3 separate regions of the Homo sapiens genome follow, and regions 1 and 2 are each linked to region 3. A link is a loop called in an ENCODE intact Hi-C map of the cell type or tissue named here. Cell type or tissue: OCI-LY7. All regions are shown on one strand. Links, peaks and the distances in the headings refer to the core of each region. The heading gives the core; the rest is flanking DNA. Region 1 overlaps PRUNE2 (prune homolog 2 with BCH domain). Region 2 overlaps PRUNE2 (prune homolog 2 with BCH domain). Region 3 has its middle 8.8 kb from the start of RFK.

Region 1 (6,392 bases), core at 791-5,790, 240 kb before region 3:
TTGTATTGCCTTTGCTCCTTGTCTAAGATCAGTTGACTATATTTATGTGATATGTGTTTTACTATAACCATAATAAAGAAAGTAGTATACAATTTTTGTTTTTTGAGACAAGGTCTCACTCTGTCACCCAGACAGGAGTGCAGTGGTACCATCATAGCTCACTGCAGCCTCAACCTCCTGGGCTCACGTGATCTTCCCAAGTAGCTGGGACTACAGGCACATGCCAACATATCCAGCTAATTTTTGTATTTTTTGTAGAGACTGGGTTTCGCCATGTTGCCCAGGACTGGTCTTGAACCCCTGAGCTCAAGTGATCCACCTGCCTTGGCCTTCAGAGTGCTGGGATTACAGGCTTGAGCCACCACACCCAATCAAAAATTTTTTACATAAGGGAATTTTAATAAAATTTGCAGAAAATAAAACAAAACAACCCTACGTTCACCCCACAGAGATGACCAGGGTAAAGCTAGAGCAGGTCAGAGGGTACCAAACAGGATGAAGAGGGTCTGGTGGATGGAAAGTTCACTAGAGGGAAAGGAGGGTGTGTACAAGAGCATCAGAATACAAACCTGCTTCAGAATCCAGAGTTCTGGGGGAGTAGAGACCAGATGGGAAATTGAGTTCCAGGAAGGGATATAAGATTAGCATCCTAGGGTCCTAACCCATGTAGGAAGGAAGAAGCAGGAAGGGATTCCAAAGAGATGGGTGGATTTGCACAAGGGACACGACGCTTGGCCTGAAGCCAGTGGTTTATGATCTGTGTCCTTGATAAGCTGCCGCATGCTGGTGGGAACACAGTGGAAGCCAGAGTGAGCCAAGGCTCTGTAGGTGGTGGTAGCTGTTGGTGTTGGCAAAAAAGGCTAGGATTGCTTCCCAACCGAACTTCATTTTGCTATCTAAGTCACTGGTAATTAGACACTTCTGAATATATAATTGCAGATTCTTCCAGAACATAATGGCAGTGTTGTGGCTTCCTTACAGATTAGCTCCATTTCCAGGAAACTATCCAAGTTTTTCTTAATTTACTCACCCACCTTCCCAATTGTTTTTGAGTGCTCTGAGTAAGTTTGTAAGCTAAGTAGGGAGTGGGTTGCTGGAAGTGAATATTAAAGGTTATTCAAGGCACAGTTTCTTAGCCCAGGGGACTCACAGTCTCTTTGTAAAATAAATAAGAAAGAGAATCACACATTCAAGGTACAATGTGGTAGATTAGAAGGGCTGAAAAAGGTAAAGGTTTTGACTATATTTGTTTAGTAACTGTGATCTGAGGCAAACCACTTCAGAGTCAGTTTTTGCATATAATGCCAATGGTATAATAATATAATGGTATAATGACCATTTTAATACCAACTAGTACCTGGTACAAGGTCAATACTTAACACAATAGTGCTGTTATTATCATCAAAGTGCCATAGAAAGAAGTGAAATGCAGTGTAAATTCAATGGTGCTTTTCCAGGAATGGAAAAATAAGAATGATAATGTCTTGGAATTATTGTGAAGGTTATAAATAATCTTTTCTTTCAGATTACTTAAACATACAAAGAATAACCATCATTAAGCTCTACTAATACTTCTAGTAAAAATGGAAACAATTGCTGCTTATTTTTTTAATAAAAATGGTTACTTTTTTTTTTTAAATGCACAAGAGTAAATTTCTTCCCAGAGGATGCTCAGTAGGCTTTTTTATTGTCTTATGCACCCATCAATTTGGGAGTCTTGTGCATTTGGGGTCTTGGAGCATTTCTGGTCTACAAAGTTGTTTGTTTCTCACTATAAAGTCTTGGTGTGGCATATTTTGAAACAGTACATAGAAAGTAATATCAAATTTATGTCCAGATATGCTCCCAATAGGGGGCTCAGCCCAGTTGTAAGAGTCTTAGAGTAGGAGTCTTGGCTTGTAGTATCATCACGATTCCAAGCTGAGGGCCCCAAAAGACTCTGAGCACTGAAGAGATGTGGCCCCAAAACCCCAAGATTTTCTGAGTCTAGTACACAGCCTTTCACCCCATTAGAAAGACCTGCAATCTTTCTTTACCCTGATCAAGGATGAGTTGGTCCTTGGACCACTACCCATGCAAGACAGCTTAAGTTTTGCACCTAGTCTCCCCCTCAGCATGGCCTTAGCAATGGATGTGGTTGTTCAGTTAATAAAAGAAGACTTCATTGAGTGTACTTTATATGGTCAGGATAGTGCTAAGCTCTGTAAAGGCTGTACAAAACAAGGACTTTGATCAGGTTGTTTCTGCAGGATGAAACAAAACAAAGGCTGCCCGTAGGAGTACTGTATTGTAAAGCTTACCATTTGGCTGTTTAGCTGCACTGTGGAGGTCTTGCTCCTTCAGCCTTGCTCTGTGCTTTGTTTCCAGAAGATCCCACAGCCAACAAAGATTCTGGCCAAGAGTCAGAGTCTATTCCAGAATATACGGCCGAAGAGGAACGGGAGGACAACCGGCTTTGGAGGACAGTGGTCATTGGAGAACAAGAGCAGCGCATTGACATGAAGGTCATCGAGCCCTACAGGAGAGTCATTTCTCACGGAGGTAGTCGAGCTCAGCATGAATCTGGGAAATGGGGAAGGGGCAGCCATTTTATTTAAAATCATGAAGTGAGTCTAGACTTCTCCGGAACATGACATCTCAAAGACCCTATTCTAGAGCCAATATTCAGGGAACTATAGAGCTAAGTATATTTCCTCATATTCAATTCAATAAACATTTGAAATCCTACTAGGCAAAGACAACTTTCCAATATAAAACGGGCTTTTCATGCTACATATCTGATAGCGATCATCTTGTGCAAATTTATTGAAAGTCATAGTTGTCTAATTTAAATGTCTGTTTGGCATTCTTATCAGTCCATTGTACGGTTGAACTGAACAGAGTATGTGACACCATGGCCTGTGTCATAACACTACCCCCGAGGTGCTTCTCATTACAAAATGGCCTTTTGAATCCTCTTCAGAAGCTTTGGGGATTTTTTTTTTAGACTTAGCCTGGTAATTGTTTCCCCTAACTGAAGTTTGCCTTTCTGTAAACTAGTAAACTACATTAAATCTAGGCCTGACAACAGCCAACCCCAGTCAAAGCCTCCACCTGTTTGGTGAGAGACAAGGGAGAGAGAAAAGTGTGTTTGTATTTCCAGCACTTTCTTGAGGGCTCCTGGAGCATATGTGGCCTTGATTAATTTGGGAGTCACAAAAAGTCAGATGAGTGGAAGCAACACATTTAACATTGTCAACTTCAGAAAACCTCGACAGCATTTTGATTCTTCTGCTGCGTGCCTTCCTTTCCCGAGCCTGAGGTGCCACTGTAACCACCCAGCTGTTCAGAAAGAGTGTGAGCTGACAAGGCAGTTGTTGCTCTCTCAGTTCTCTCTTCCTTAATGAGGACAGGGAAATGAGAGTCTTAGCACTGCCTCAAAACACTGCTTTTGTTTTCTATTATAACAAGCAGAAGGCTGATCTGTTATTTCAATCAAACCTTTCTCCGCCAGCAGATTTTTCACCTTCCATCCCATACATTGCTACCCCCACATAAGTATCAGGACCACCCAGGGAACCTGACCACTGTAGCAAAGGTGAATGCCAGTCCCTGGCCCTGGCCATGGCCTTTCTTTGTCTTGCCTTACTGTTTGACCTGAAATGGAAATATGCCCCGCTGAGAGCTGCTGTGGGGTCAGGAGCAGTTTCCTCTAAGGGAAATCATGCCCGTAGCCCTTCAGAATGAGAGTTGGCCCCATCTTGCTGCAAGTGACACACAGCTGGCTGTAGAGTCAACCCTTTTGTTTTTATGTGAAAACCATAAGAGGAACACTCAATCTTCCCCATCTTCCCAGGTCACATCTCCTTTGCACCACCCATCAGATATTTTTGGTTTGTTTTCTTTTTGAAAATAGAAACAAAACAAAGGCTGCCTGTAAGAGTAGTCTGTGTTCATTTTAAAAAGTATTAAAAAATTAAAATGTCTGTCACATCAAAGTCACCCAGTGATAAGCCCTATAAACATCAGCTCCTAAATGCAGAGTCCCTGTGTTGAAAGGAAGCTCATGGTCCTGCTGCTCTTCTAGGGCTAGTTATCTGCTAATACTCCAGTAGACTCGCCTGCTTGTTCTTTAGGTGGGCTGTTGTCTGAATCAGGAGAGAATGATTATCATCAGTGCACTGATGGTTGGGAAAAAGCCACTGCTTCTGCCTGTCACAGTCTTGTAACAATTCACCTGAGCCCTCAGGGCTAACCTGGTTTGCTGTGCTCTCCGTCCCTGCCACCTCCTCCCTTTGCCATTTGCTCGTCTCCATTCTGTGTCGCAAGCTCAGTTTTTGTCTGTGTGACTGTCTGGTTTGTTTTGAAGAGAAGGCCACCTCCCCTCTCCCCAGCCCTGCCTTGGCCCTCTCCAGGCACCAGCCTGCATGAAATGTGCCTCTGGCTGCACCCATCCGGAACTTTAGAGAGATGCCACCTTTTCCTACACCCTGAACAGCTTTTGTGCTCTGTAGGTAAAGATACTTCAGATGTTACTTCTGAATTTGCTAAAGCTTTGTCTTCCACATTAGGAGTTTACAGCACTCTCTTAGACCATAATGATGAAAAATCTCCTTACTTACCAACCTACTGAGTTTGTCCTTCGGCTTCTGATAAGCATTTAAAAAGCAGCAATCACTTCACAGTAAACATGAATCTTATTTGGTGCTTGACATTTTGCTCTGAGGAAGTTTTCTCATTCGGGCCAGTAGAGAAGTGCCAGCTACACAGTGCTCTGTGCCAAAAACTGTAAGGTGGGGGCAATCAAAAGAGCTGCAGAAGTTAGCCCCAAAGCCAGGCCCTGCCAGGTGTCCTACCTGTTGAGAATATTGGTGCATGATGGCAGTATTTGAATAAATAATTCAGTCTTCAGCTTTAGTGACCTTGATATGAGCTATTGCACACAATGTAGAAGAATGGGGCTCAAAACCCATCTCTGTCACTTACTAGTCTGTAACCTTGGTACATTACTTACCTTCTCTGGGCCTCAATGACATCATCAGCCAAATGAGGGTAATCTCAACACCACTGTTCACATCCTATGAGCCAACAGCAATATCCTTGCCATCTGCATAAATAAAAGCAAAGAGGGGTTTGAATGGTTTTGCTCAGCCAACAGTACGGGGTCCCTCTGAGGCTAGAACTGGCTTTTTTTTTGAACTTGGAGCTGAGAAACCCATTTAAATAATGGAGAACAATAATGCCAAGTAATTTTAACAAGGAGTTTCTTTTCTTTTTCTTTTCTTTTTTTTTTTTTTTTACTTCTCTTATTTCATTATAGGAGATTCAGGTAACCTTCTCTGAAGTCTTGCTGGACAAATGACCCTGGAAAGAATGAGGAGAAGAGTTGCTGGCTGGTGTGTGTGTGTGTATGTTTTGGTTGCGACTGTGACATCTTTCCTTCTGTCTCCATTCCATTGCTGGCCAGCAAACTTGTGTTACATCCCTTTCATGCCTGTCTGTGTCACTCAGGTAAGGTTTGCGTCCTTGCTTCAGAGGGTCTCAGGAGACTCCTGGGGGGGGGTTGCTCATGCACCCCACCCAGCACATACACCTTGAATTCACCTCACCTTTATTGAGAAGAAAGTCTAATGAAAGAAATGTTTTAAAAACCAGACTTCAAATGAATTATGCTGTTGCCAACAGGAAACTTTACTAGAGTAAGCTGCATATTTGAGAATAGAAATTGAGGGGTTAGCTGACCCCTTCAAGGTATCTGGGAGGGGCAAAAAGTGATTGATCCTATGCATTCTAGTTATTGCACTTTGCTTGCAATTATAGTATTATCTGATTTTTTAAATTTAAATTTAAACTTTTTTTAGCAGGAAGCAGCTATAGAAAAATTACAGTATTACCTGAAATATCTCCCAAGCCTGCCAACGGCACTGGCTCTTGATTTTGGAGGAAAACTTTCATGTGGAAATCTTTCTTTTATTTCCCTCTTTTAATTATCCCCTCTCCTGCTACTTTCTTCCTGCTCTTTTTGCCTCTTCTTCCCTTCTTAAAGCTTCTCTGCCCAAAATAACACATTTTCATTTATAAATTTTCATTTTCATTTATAAATTTCCATACTTTTTATATCGAGACATTTCTTACTTAGACAGCGATCATGAAGTAGTAGGTTGATCCCGTAGTATTCCTTTAGTTAAATAAACTTGGATGAACATGACGCTGCAACATTCCAAGGGCAGACAGCATTTACACAGTGAGCTGAACTGCCATTTAAAATGACATCTGAAGTACTGTTTATAAACCTCAGTCTTTCCCTTTCGAAAAAAATTTCTTAGAAGTTCATGGAAATAAAGAAAGAAATCAAAGTAACTGAGTGGTCATGATCTTGAAATTACTGTAACACTCTGGAGCCAGATTGCTAC
Region 2 (6,392 bases), core at 677-5,676, 260 kb before region 3:
ACTGCATTGTTCAGATCTGCCATATTCTTATATATTTCTTTTCAAATTAATTTATAAATTCTTGAGAGGTATACTCAGATTTTACCCCATGAAATTTATTTTGCCTTATAATGTATTTTCAATTTTTGTTTTACATATTTTGAGGCTATGTTGTTAAGAACACATTGGCTCTCAATTATTACATCTTCTGAAGAATTATTCCTTGTATCACTAAATAATAACTTTCTTTAGCCTTAATAATGCCTTTTCTGAAGTCTGTTTTGCTGGGCATTAATACTGTAATGCTGGCCAGGTGCAGTGGCTCATGCCTGTAATCCCAGCACTTTGGGAGGCTGAGGCAGGCAGATCACCTGAGGTCAGGAGTTTGAGACCAGGCTGGCCAACATGGTGAAACCCCATCTCTATTAAAAATACAAAACTTAGCTGGGCATGGTGGCAGGTGCCTGTAATCCTAGCTACTTGGGAGGCTGAGGCAGGAGAATCGCTTAAACCCAGGAGGTGGAGACTTCAGTGAGCCAAGATTGCACCACTGTACTCCAGCCTGGACGACTGTACCAAAAAATACTAACAATAATGATAAATAATAATAATATTGTAATGCTTTCTTGTGTTTAGTATTTCTCTGTTTTTTAAAAATACCACTTTCTTGTCAACACTTCTGCATTATTATGTTTTAGATGTTTCTTTTTTAAGCAGAATGGCTACTGAGGTCTTGGTGACATTACCTGCTATGACAACCCCAAATCTCAGTGGTTTAACACAACAAAGGTTTAGATATTATTCTTTAATCATTATGGCCTCTTTCATGCTATTCTTTTATTTTATTACTTTTATTGCTAATTTTTCTATTTATTGCATCTCCTGGAAATGCCTCAAAGTATTTTTCCCAAGTGTAGTTTATAGGGTTTTTTTATATGAGCTCATCTTTCAGAGAGTTTTTTCTTGCACCTAATTGGATTTCCAGTGAAACTTGCTTGTAGAAGTAAGCACTACCAAGTGGTTTCACATCTGATTCTTTCTTTCTTTCTTTTTTTTTTTTTTTTTTTTGATTCAGAGTCTTGCTCTGTTGCCCAGGCTGGAGTTCAGTGATGTAATCTCGGCTCTCTGCAACTTCCGCCTCCCGGGTTCAGGTGATTCTTCTGCCTCAGCCTCCCAAGTAGCTGGGATTACAGGTGTGCACCACCACACCCGGCTAATTTTTGTATTTTTAGTAGAGATGGGGTTTCACCATCTTGGCCAGGCTGGTCTTGAACTCCTGACCTCATGATCCACCTGCCTCGGCCTCCCAAAGTGTTGGGATTACAGGCGTGAGCCACCGTGCCTGGCCCACATCTGATTCTTTTGGAACCCTAGGGTCCTAGGTGTTCAGTGATCCTAGATGAATTTTCATCTTAATTTCTTGATTCATTTCTACATCATTCAGGTAATATAAATTGAGACATGAGCGGCCCACAGCTAGTGTCTCCAGCTCCTACTGGTTGCTTTTTATTTTCTACCCAAAACCTCCAAGGCCAGAGGAGAGAGTTTTTTTCCATCCCCTTTTTGTTAAGGGGAAAGTTCCTGAAGGTCCAGAGCCCTATATAGAAGTTCAGGTCTAGGCCTTTCTTCCATCACCAGGAGGTCCCTTATGCTGTGAGACCCTAAGTCCTGTGTCCAGTGCAAGAACCCTGTGTGCTAGGTTTTTATCAGCCTTCTATAATAACTCTTTATTTCTGGCACCTGTGGACTTAATCTTATTTTTTTAAGCTTGGAAATGTATTAGTAACTTTTGGAGTATGCTATTTCATATAGCATTTCTTGTATTTTTAATGATACATGGCTTTACACCTTGTCAGACTTAGCCAACACTTCCTAACATCTCTCTTTTAGCAAAGAGGAAAAACCTCTGAGTGAGATTCCAGGGGTTTCTAACTTAAATTTAATAGTATTATTTTATTTTTATTATATTTAATTTTTTCTATATATGTTATTTATTTTATGTAACTTAAATCACTCACCATTTATTTTACGTGAGTGATTTAAGTTTACATATAATGGTTGAGTATCCCTAGTCTGAAATCTAAAATGCTCCAAAATTCATGTTCTTCAGTGCTGACACAACACTCAGAGGAAATGCTCATTGGAGCATTTCAGATTTCAGATCGTCAGAGTAGGGATTCTCAACTTGTAGTATATAATGCAAATATTCCAAAATCCAAAAAAGTCGGAAGGTTTAAATACTTCTGGTCCCAAGCATTTTGGATAAGGGATACTCAACCTGTACACTAGTGATACAAACATTCCTCTCAAAATAACCTTAATAAAATAAGTCAATCTAAAGAAAATGTTAAGTAAATTGGCAAGTGATTAAAGGCTATGACAAAAACCCTAAAGGTGATATATTAATACTCAGTCTTATAGAATATTTAAAAGCATTCAGTGTCTTTTCAAGCTTTTTGTTCCTATATGCTTTGATGCTTTAGCAATCCAGACGTAAAGATATTTACTGTCAATATGAATCTGGGCTAAGAATGTGGAAAATTGGTTACCCAAATCAGGAAATAAATTTTTGAGCATAGCATAAGTCAAATATTCCCTTTGAAACAATAAAGGCCAGCTATATAGTAAGAATGGGCTAGATCGTAATGTGGTAACAAATAACTACAATATCTCAGGGCAAAACACAACAAAAGTTCATTTCTTGTTTACATTTCCAGCAAGCTTTCATCGAGGCCTCTGCTCATCAGAGGCACTCGGGACACAGCCTGGCCGAGCCCCTCCACAGCCACCTATGTGGGAAGAGGATGTGGCTCCTCACACGCTTGCTCCTAAGCCTTCTGCTCAGAAGCGACATCTCTCCCTTCCACTCTTTCTTCATTAGCCAAAGCAAGTCATGTGGCTACCCTAACTTCAAAGGGGACAGGAAAGTGCAATACTACCATGCACTCAAAAGGCAGAGAGCCAGAAATACTTGGTGAAGATCAATATGTCATAATACATTGATCTTCTAACACACATGGTGTTAATGTCACAGTACCATCCAGCAAAGAAACCATGAAGCAGTTTTAATACATCCTCTAGATGGAGACATGTAGCTGTTTCAGCCATAGTACAGCCTGACTTGTGTTTACAACTCCCTCAACCTCTTGGTTAGCTCCATTCTGTATAAAGAAACTCAAAATTAAGTAGAGGCTACAGATAGATAAAGTAAAATACAGACCTTTACACTGGACTGGTTTGTTACCTAACAGATCTTGAGAGGCTTCAGTTACTGATCACAAAACTGCTGTCCTGCTTAGTCAACAACTGCTGTTTGGCCACTTCATTTCTGCAAATGTTTATGGGCTTAATGTATGAATGTGGTTGAAGTATTTACAAAGAGCGTGACTTGGGTTTCTCTTAGATTTGCTTCTAGGCTATTCTGGCTCAGCTTTCCCTCTGTCCCAGGGGTTTTCTAACATGTCCCTATAGCCTTCTTTTTGGGGGGGAGTGGGACGGAGTTTTGCTCTTTTTGCCCAGGCTGGAGTGCAATGGCACCATCTCAGCTCACCACAACCTCTGCCTCCCAGGTTTAAGCAATTCTCCTGCCTCAGCCTCCCGAGTAGCTGGGATTACAGGCATGCGCCACCACACCCAGCTAATTTTGTATTTTTAGTAGAGATGGGGTTTCTCCATCTTGGTCAGGGTGTTCTTGAACTCCCAATATCAGGTGACCCACCCGCCTCAGCCTCCCAAAGTGCTGGGATTATAGGCGTGAGCCACTGCGCCCGGCCTAGCCTTCTTTAATATCCATGGGTTTGTGTGAATCTCTCTCCTTGGGTCATCCGCTGATCACAGCCTTCAGCATTTTTCTTCCCCCGGTGCATGCTAACACAGGGGGAAGAAATCTGTGCCTTCTTCATAGGGTCTCTGCTTTGTGTTGAAAAGGAGCACTTAGAGGCAAAGGCTCTATTTTCTAACATCAATGAGTTGAGGAGCATTTCTAGGCTCTGTGGAGATTTGTGCAGTAATAAGATTATCTTTTACCTGGACTAATGCCCAAATTATAGTGACCTTAATTATGATTTGTCCAACCATGACACATACTTTAATTAAACCACTGCTCCTGTACTATGTTTTAAGTGGAGGGTATGTAATACCTTAAACTCAGACAGTGCTTTATGACTTACAGAGTACTTTTATTTGGATTGTATTTATTCTCCACAGTCACTGTGATGTTGGGTATTATCCCCTTTTAAAATCACAGAAATGGCCAACTAATCTTCTCAGAGTTAATCAGCTTGTTGATACTGGCAGCAGAACTATAACTCAGAACTAAAACCTCATATCCAGGCAGGACTCCTGCAATTATTCCATGATGTTGCCCATAATTCACAATTGTTTAAAAAAATCTATTAAACTTAAGCTGATCCTATCTATTTTAAAACCATCATATTTATTTTGATGCCAAGGCCCACATCCTGTGTGCTCTGTCAGGCAGATAGAAATCTGATATCTTTATTTTTGTTCAAGGTTGACTCTTAGGCAGATAACTAGAAAAATAATGTACATGTGCCTTTAGAATATTTCAGGCTCAATAATTCAATCCAACATAGTAAGTGGTAGAACTAAGATTTAAACCCAGTGGCTCTTAATAGCAGCATTTTGCTACTTGACAGGTACGAGAAGTTTGATGTCAAGGAGAACACACAAAATGACAAAGATCATTGTAAGGAATTCCAAAAACTGCAGGATCATGGGATACCCAGACATCTGTCCCTCTAGGTCCTAGGACTTTCAAAACTGGGGCCTGGTGCAGATCTTCTCTTTGCATACCTCCCCAATCTTTGTTGCTGAATAACGTGGTTTGATTCCACCTATCATAGTGTATCTCTGTTTGGCACAGGTTGTCTTGTTCCTGCTGATACATTATTGTCTGTCTTACATGCCAACCTCTTGCATGCCCCTTTGCTACCAGGGCACAGGTCTAGTTTTAGAGAACACACAGGGTCAAAGCCACAGGAAGAATGTGGACAAAGAAACTCCCTGATGCTGAGCTTTTGAAGGGGTCTCAGGAGTTGGTAGGTAAGTACACAGGCACTTACCTCTATCCAGGGGAGCAGCACTGAGTTTTTGAAGGTAGGGGTCATTGTATTAGCTCCATCATCCCAACTCCACCACGAGAATGAGACGGGTCTGTTTTGTTCCTCTATATCCTCGGCACATAGTAGACACTTAATAGATATTTGTTGAATAAATGAAGCAAATGCAGTAATCGCTAAGGGTGCAGATTATTTTCTTTCATCATAGTGCTTTATTGACAGTAGGGGATTTGACTTGCATCCTGGAGAAGCAGATTAAACTCCAAAGGTTTGGTAGATCCAGCGTTACATAGTGCAAAGTACAGTAAGAGAGGCAGAAGGGGACTAAATTAAGAACTTTAACATAAAGGTTTATCATGTTTAAAATTAGGTTAGTGCCCACATCATAAGGACTCACCCTAGGTGAATGAAATTACGTGAAACTCACAGAGAAGAAATATATATTATGGTAAATGGGGTCTTACTGAACAAAGGTCCAGGGATGAAAATAAATCAAGAGAAATTTATCGTGAACAGTGGTCAGCTTCTTAGAAGAACATATAGATTCGTCACAATTGCCTTTGGTATTTCCTGTTTCCCTACACTTCTTACCAAATGTGCTAATACAGATGGTTGTGGGCTCAGCACTGATTAGAAACAAGAGGTGGGAAGTCATGACCAGAGCCATCTTCACCAACATATATTCACAGTGACTCTTTAAATATTCAAAAAAGGAAGAAAAATAACATCAGTCTATGCCTGCTCAGGAGTGTTAGGCACTTTACTTTTGTAGCTTAATCTTTAAACAACGTGGTGAAGTAGGTGTATATCCCTAGTTTACAAATGAAAACTGAGATCAACAGAATATGCTCTCCCTCTGTCCATGGGAATTTAATTAAAATACTCAAATTTACAGAGTAAGAGATGTGTACAAAGCACATATATTGACCCTGTTGTTAAAAATATATATATATTAAATGTCCCCGAAGTATATTTTATTAGTTGTTTGCATTTCCTATTTCTGAGTTTCCCACTTGGTGTGTGTTTATTAAGTGAGCTAGCAGAAGTGACTTGATGTAAGCAAGTGAAATTGGTGTCCATTTTTCTCATTTACCATAACTGCAGAAAGTCTTTAATTTGGGACCACTTACAGTGGATTCAGTCCCCATACATGGTTTATTTTAAGTGAGTTGAAAATGTTATCCTGGACTCTGTGGGTTTCCTTTTCAAAAGAAATGAAGTCTTACACAGTTGTTGTTGACGCGCTTTGCTTTGCTTTTTTTGCAGACTACTGTCAGAGGATGTAGGAATGGACATCCCCTTTGAAGAGGGCGTGCTGAGTCCCAGTGCTGC
Region 3 (6,392 bases), core at 840-5,839:
CCCAAGTAGCTGGAACTACAGGCACATATCACCCATGCCCAGCTAATTTTTAAAATATTTTTGTAGATAAAGGGTCTCACTATGTTGCCCAGGCTGTCTTGAACTCCTGGGCTCGAGCAATCCTCCCACCTTGGCCTCCCAAAGTGCTGAGATGAGCCACTGCATCTGGTCTGATGTTTTTAAATAAGCAAAAGACCTGAACAGACACTTCACCAAAGATGATATACAGATGGCAAATAAGCATATGAAAAGATGTTCCACATCATATGTCATCAGAGAAATGCAAATTACCACTCTAGGCCTATTGGAAGGGCCCAAATCCAGAACACTGACCACACCAAATGCTGGCAAGGATGTGCAGCAACAGGAGCTCTCCTTAATTGCTGGTGGGAATGCAAAATGGTATAGTCATTTTGTTACACAGTTTGGCAGTTTCCTATAAAACTAAACATACTCTTACCACATGATCCAGCAATTGTATTATTTGGTATTTACCCAAATTAATTGAAAACCTATATTCACACAAAAACCTGCAGATTGATGTTTAGAGCAGCTTTATTCAGAACTGCCAAAACTTGGAAGCAATCAAGACGTCCTTCAATAGGAGAATAGGAAAATAAACTATGATACACACAGACAATAGAATATTATTCTATGCTAAAAATAAATGAGCCATCAAGCCATGAAGACGTGGAGGAAACTTAACTGCATATTTTTAAGTGAAAGAAGCCAGTCTGAAAATGCTACATCTTTTATAATTCCAACTATGTGTCACTGTGGAAAAGGCAAAACTATGAAGACAGTTAAAAGATCAGTGGTTGTCAAGGATTAGGGGTGAGGGAGGGATGAATAAGTAAAGCACAGAGGATTTTTATGACAGTGAAAATGCTCTGTATGATACGATAATGGTGGATACAAGTCGGTATTCCTTTGTGTAAACCCATAGAATGTATAACTCCAAGAGTGAACTCTCATGTAAATTACAGACTTGGGGTGATATTACATCAATGCACATATATCAGTTGTAACATGTACATTCTAGTGCCTAGTGCAGGATGTCTATAGTGAGGAAGCCTGTGTGTGTGTGTGTGTGTGTGTGTGTGTTGAAGGTCAGGGAGTATATGGGAACTTTCTGTACTTCTCAATTTTTCTGTGAACCTAAAACTGCTTTTTAAAAAAAGTCTACTTAAAGGAAAAAAGTATTGGCAAAACAGAGCTCACTAGCTGGTTTGGCTATTTTTGTAGAACAAACCACCTCAAAATTTGATGACTTGGGTTGGGTCTGGTGGCTCATGCCTGTAATCCCAGCACTTTGGGAGGCTGAGGCGGGCAGATCATCTGAGGCCAGGAGTTTGAGACCAGCCTGGTCAACATGGCAAAACCCCATCTCTAGAAAAAGATACAAAAATTAGCCAGGCATGGTGGTGTACACGCCTGTGATCCCAGCTACTTGGGAGGCTGAGGCAGGAGAATCTTGAACCTGGAAGGTGGAGATTGCAGTGAGCTGAGGTCACGCCACTGCTCTCCAGCCTGGGCCACAGAGCAAGACTCTGTTTAAAAAAAAAAAAAAGATGACTTAAAATAATCTATTATTTCAAATTATTTTCTGGGTTGCTTGGGTCTCACCTGAGCAGTATTCCTTCCAGGAGCTCATTTGAGACTGAAATGTCCAGGATACTTCAGGCCTCTCTTCATATATCTCTTTCTCTAGAAGGGTAGCTGGACTTATATCATGCCCAGCTTCTAACAGAGAGCATTCAAAGCCTATCACAGAGTTGCTACAGTTCTCTGTAAGCACACCTTTGAAGTTACACGATATCACTTCTGCCAGATTTTATTGGTCAAATTTCACAACCAGGTCAGTTTTAGTGGGGAGAGGAAATGGGCTTCCCCTCTCAATAAAAGGAGTGAAAAATATTTGGGAGCATTTTTAATTTAGCCTACTATTTTTTATTCAGCTGGTAATAATTTTCCAATCTATACCACCACCCCACTACACACTTTTATTTTTCATCTTCTAAATATATAGTTCATGCTGACACATCAGCAGATTAGACCAATTTTCTAAGTAGCTGTATTATTTTATATATTGGACAGAAAAAAAATTCTAAAATTAAAAAAAATTCCTAAAATTTTATATCATCATTGTGAGAAAAAAGGAGGGAAACACCAGTAATTTTGAAGACAAACTGAAATAATTTTATATGTAATTACTGTTGGTAACACCTATATTTTTGCCATCACGGTCACATTCCAAAGGTATCATGAATTTGAGAGAACATAAGACAGACGGCTGTCATGGACACTAAAGAATGGTTAATTTCACTATCAGTAAATCCTGCCTTAGAAGGGGAATTACTCCGAACAGAGGTCAAAGTTCATCTCCAGAATCTCAGACATATTTACTCATTATTCTGAAAAGAGTCCAGTGTCCTAGAAAGTTTTCCTTCTTCTTCGTCTCAGAAATTTTTAGCATCTTTATCTCCTATACCATCATTGCACCAAATGTATAATTAAAAACAATTTTTTAATGGGAAAGAAGTCTGAATTCTTCTGCCTATAATTCTAGGTGCTCTTCTCCTCCTTTTTCTCTTTCTCCATTTTCTTCTTCTATAGTGAAACATATATTCAAAGGAAACATCAAAAAGCATTAACTTTCTAAATTAAGACAGTCTTTTTATCTTTTGTGATTGAGGAAGAAGATAGAATGCAGTAGCCATGCTTCACCAAAGAACCAGATCCAAGCACATGAAGCAATGAGCAGGCCAAACATTTCTGAGTACAGAATCCTCCCGTGTCTAGCACAGGGCCTGATGAACCTCATTCCCTAACTTTCATTTTCCATTTGCAGTTCTTATTTCATGTGTCACCGCAGTTCTAGGTTCATGTCAGTAAAAAGCAAAATTTTAATATGCCATCTTGTGGATGCATGAGGAATGAAATTCTTGTAGTGCTTTTGGTTTTGGTGGTGAGAATTTAACATTGCATTTGCATAGTTTTTCCCCTGTAATACAAGCAATTTTTGCTCAATGCAAAAACAAAAAACAAAAATCAAAAAGCCATACAGGAAATACACAAGGAACAGTAGGTACTCAAATATTTGTGGAGTATCGATTTTTAAAAATTAGTAATCATCACACCCTTGATTTGGAGTGGACCCTATTAAAGCAGCCAGTGAATGAATGGATGAAGGAAGGAATACCTTTTTCTAAAACATTTGATATTGTAGGTAAGCTCTTGGTTTTCAGGCCTGACCTGACATTAGAATCTAATTTTCCAGAGATATTTTTAGTGTCTCATGTGGGTAGAAGTTGACAAAATTTGGTTTACATTCCATATAGGTATAAGAATTGTTTATTAGTACTACTGACAACCTTCCATTTCCATATGTGCGGTGTATTTATTAAACAATCAGGGCTGGGCACGGTGGCTCATGCATGTAATCCCAGCACTCTGGGAGGCCGAGGCAGGCAGATCACAAGGTCAGGAGTTTGAGACCAACCTGGCCAACAGGGTGAAACCCCGTCTCTACTAAAAACACAAAAATCAGCCGGGCGTGGTGGCGCGTGCCTGTAATGCCAGCTACTCAGGAGGCTGAGGCAGGAGAATCACTTGAACCCAGGAGGTGGAGGTTGTAGTGAGCCGAGATCATGCCATTGTACTCCAGCCTGGGCAACAGAGTGAGACACTGTCTCAAAAAAAAAAAAAATCAGCCAAATAAACATTTCATTATGGGTTATTATGAGGCAGCTGCATATAGCAGACAGACCTGGAGATCACTTAACTCTTTCAGAAAAGGTGATCTTAGGTCCATTGTCAAACGGATGGACAGCTTCTCAGCATTTTGTAGACTCTCTGTTTTCTTTTGGGTTTAGTAGGTCGTAGGCTCTCAGTCTGCTTTTTTTTGGTGCAAAATAACAATGTTAGACCAGATGAGTAATTTACAATTTGTGTGCTTCAAAAGGTTCTAAATATTCAAAGCACATTTCATTTAAAAATGTCTTTTATGAATTTAGTTTTCAAAATGTTATTTTAAAATATGTTTTCTGAATTTAATATGATACAACAGTACAAACAGTGATAGGAAGCAAATTCGGATGTAGTTGAGAGTGTTGAAGGAAAACTGGATGTGTTAACCAAAAAATATGCCTCTTTGACAAAAAAATTTTTAAGCTAAGAGCAAGTGGGAGGAAGCAGATACAGGAAAGCTCTCTGCCTCTCCTCTGTTTACCTAGTGGCAGGACACAGATTTACAAAGACAAAGGTGCCCTTCTTCCCTCTGTACCCGGAAGGACAAAAGTTAACCACTGAAGACAACTGTAGCCCTCATCTGGCTGGAGATGGCACAAGAGGAATCTACGTTAATAAGCTTTGCTAAGTGGACTTCATCTATCATTATTTTGCCTTCCCACAATTTGCCACCTCCAGAGATTCAAAGTTCTTTTCCTCTGTCTTGTCCTTTCTTTAGAAATGTAGTGTGTTTTTTGTTTGTTTGTTTGAGACAGGGTCTTGCTCTGTCACCCAGGCTGGAGTGCAGTGGCATGATCATGGCTCACTGCAGCCACAACCTCCTGGGCTCAAGGGATCCTCTGGCCTCAGCCTCCCAAAGTGCTGGGATTATAGCAGTGAGTCACTGTGCTGGTCCTTAATGTTCTTTATTGAAGTTTATATAAGCTAGAGGTCTGAGTCACCTCTTTGAGAATTATTCATTCCCTGGGCATCTCCCATATACATATAAAATATACATGATAATAAACATGTTTGCTCTTGCTTTGATAATCTGTTTTTTGTTACAGGGGGTCCCTTCTAACAACGCATTAGGGGTGAGGAAAAAAATTAGTTTTCTTTCTTTACACTGTAAACTTCATTAATGTGTTCTTATTGAGTAAATTTGTACTACATGAAGTAAATTTTATGAGTTTGAACCACAAATACATTTGTGGTTATAAAATAACACTTGTTTTTATGGCATGGTGGTGTACACCTGTAGTTCCAGTTATGCAGGAGGCCAAGGCAGGCAGATGGCTTAATTCCAGGATTTCGAGGCTATAGTGTGCTATGAGCTTGCCTGTGAATAGCCACTGCACTCTAGCCTGGGCAACATAGCGAGATCCCATCTCTAAAATAAATATGTAAATACATAAATAAATAAAACATTATTTATTTTCTATATTGGGCTTTTATGTAGAATTTTACATGTCTGTTTTCCAAGGTAGAATTCTGAAGACACTTACACTCAGCCAGCTTATTTGGACTGTAGTCCAGTTATAATGAATTTTCTATAGCAGACCAACAGGTAATCATCATCATAACAGCCAATACAGAAGGCTTACTACACATTACACACTGATTTAGTTACTTCACATGCATTAAGTCTTAAATCTTTCAAATGCTTTATGAGGTGCTATGGTGATTATTTTCTCACAGACAGGAAACTGGTGTAAGAGCCAGAGTCCCCCTTACCTACTACTAAGCTCTATCACCTCTCAGTAGAGCTTAGTAGTTCTGGCTTGTTTACTGCACATCCCTTTCTTGGAAATATGATCACAGGAACTCTCCCTAGCTAGACATTTTTCTTTCCTCTTCTCTGTTTAGTCGATTCACACATGCCCCAAGGCTCCAGCTCAAGTCCCACCTCTCTGGAAGGCATTGTCAAGCATACCTGACTCACAGGGTTCCCTTGCTCTCTGGCCTACTGGTAGCATTGTCTCATGCTAGGAAGCCTGTTTATATGAAGTCCAAAGAGTGAGTTAGAGGAATTGGTAAAGTTCCCTAGGGCTTCTGGGTAGAGAATGTAGAGGCAGGAGCTGAGGAGTGTGATAGGGAGAATCTGTGAACAATGGTTTAGTTTAGACTGATCCTAAGACAGAGGGAAGCAGAACATGACTTTTAGTGTGATTTGATCAGATTGGCATTTGAAAGGTTATAGCAGCACGAAAAAGCAGTAGAGAGAGACTAGTGTCAAATCTAAGGCTGGGAGAATAGAGTTGGCTACACCTGTGCAGGTAAGGGGTCATGGCTTGCATTCAGTGGGAGGAGGGGTAAAAATGGATTGGGAGAGACTTGGTAACTATTTAGGTGTGGAAGGTGTGAACGTTGATGTCAGACTCCAAGTCAGAAATTTTTAGATTAATTATTCAAAAACTAATAGACTCTACTTTTTAGAGCAGTTTTAGGTTGGCAGCTGCTGTTGCTGTATAGTTCTATGGGTTTTGATACATGCATAATGTCATATATTCATGAGGACAGTATCATACAGAATAGTTTCACTGCCCTAAAAATCCCCTGTGCTTCACATTCATCCCTCCCTCCGACCTCCAACTTCCCCAAACCCTGGTAACCACTGATCTGTTTACTGTCTCCATAGTTTTATTCAGAATGTAATATAATTG

What was found. Peaks named below come from ENCODE experiments on the same cell type or tissue, not always from the same donor. Only the 100,000 strongest peaks of a DNase experiment are listed, where the experiment ranks them.
Region 1: a loop joins it to region 3, with 1.9 times the contacts of the local background. A loop is called at or near these places in 20 of 110 quality-filtered maps.
Region 2: a loop joins it to region 3, with 5 times the contacts of the local background. A loop is called at or near these places in 20 of 110 quality-filtered maps.

Annotation. Positions count from the first base shown.
Region 1 is chr9:76,640,888-76,647,279 of GRCh38, reverse strand. PRUNE2 (prune homolog 2 with BCH domain) reads left to right here. Exons shown (of 19, transcript NM_015225.3): 12 at 2,371-2,541. LOC105376095 (a long non-coding RNA gene) reads right to left here. Exons shown (of 12, transcript XR_007061586.1): 7 at 4,994-5,086; 8 at 4,602-4,835; 9 at 2,301-2,562. Among named protein-coding and RNA genes, the nearest start is that of PCA3, 120 kb to the left of the region's middle. RefSeq lists enhancers at 3,540-3,649, 3,660-3,709. In OCI-LY7, for the core only: no CTCF peak of the experiment used is centred there; DNase peaks (open chromatin) are centred at 3,349 and 3,699; H3K4me3 peaks cover 395 bases; H3K27ac peaks cover 548 bases.
Region 2 is chr9:76,655,437-76,661,828 of GRCh38, reverse strand. It overlaps PRUNE2 (prune homolog 2 with BCH domain), which reads left to right. Exons shown (of 19, transcript NM_015225.3): 10 at 6,327-6,392. LOC105376095 (a long non-coding RNA gene) reads right to left here. Exons shown (of 12, transcript XR_007061586.1): 11 at 5,064-6,392. Among named protein-coding and RNA genes, the nearest start is that of PCA3, 110 kb to the left of the region's middle. In OCI-LY7, for the core only: CTCF peaks have their summits at 2,845 and 3,046 (motif pointing right); a DNase peak (open chromatin) is centred at 3,078.
Region 3 is chr9:76,400,001-76,406,392 of GRCh38, reverse strand. It overlaps a transcript of GCNT1 not described here and the pseudogene RPSAP9. Among named protein-coding and RNA genes, the nearest start is that of RFK, 8.8 kb to the right of the region's middle. RefSeq lists an enhancer at 4,126-4,420. In OCI-LY7, for the core only: CTCF peaks have their summits at 2,706, 2,909 and 4,238; DNase peaks (open chromatin) are centred at 2,912 and 4,282; H3K4me3 peaks cover 462 bases; H3K27ac peaks cover 1,475 bases.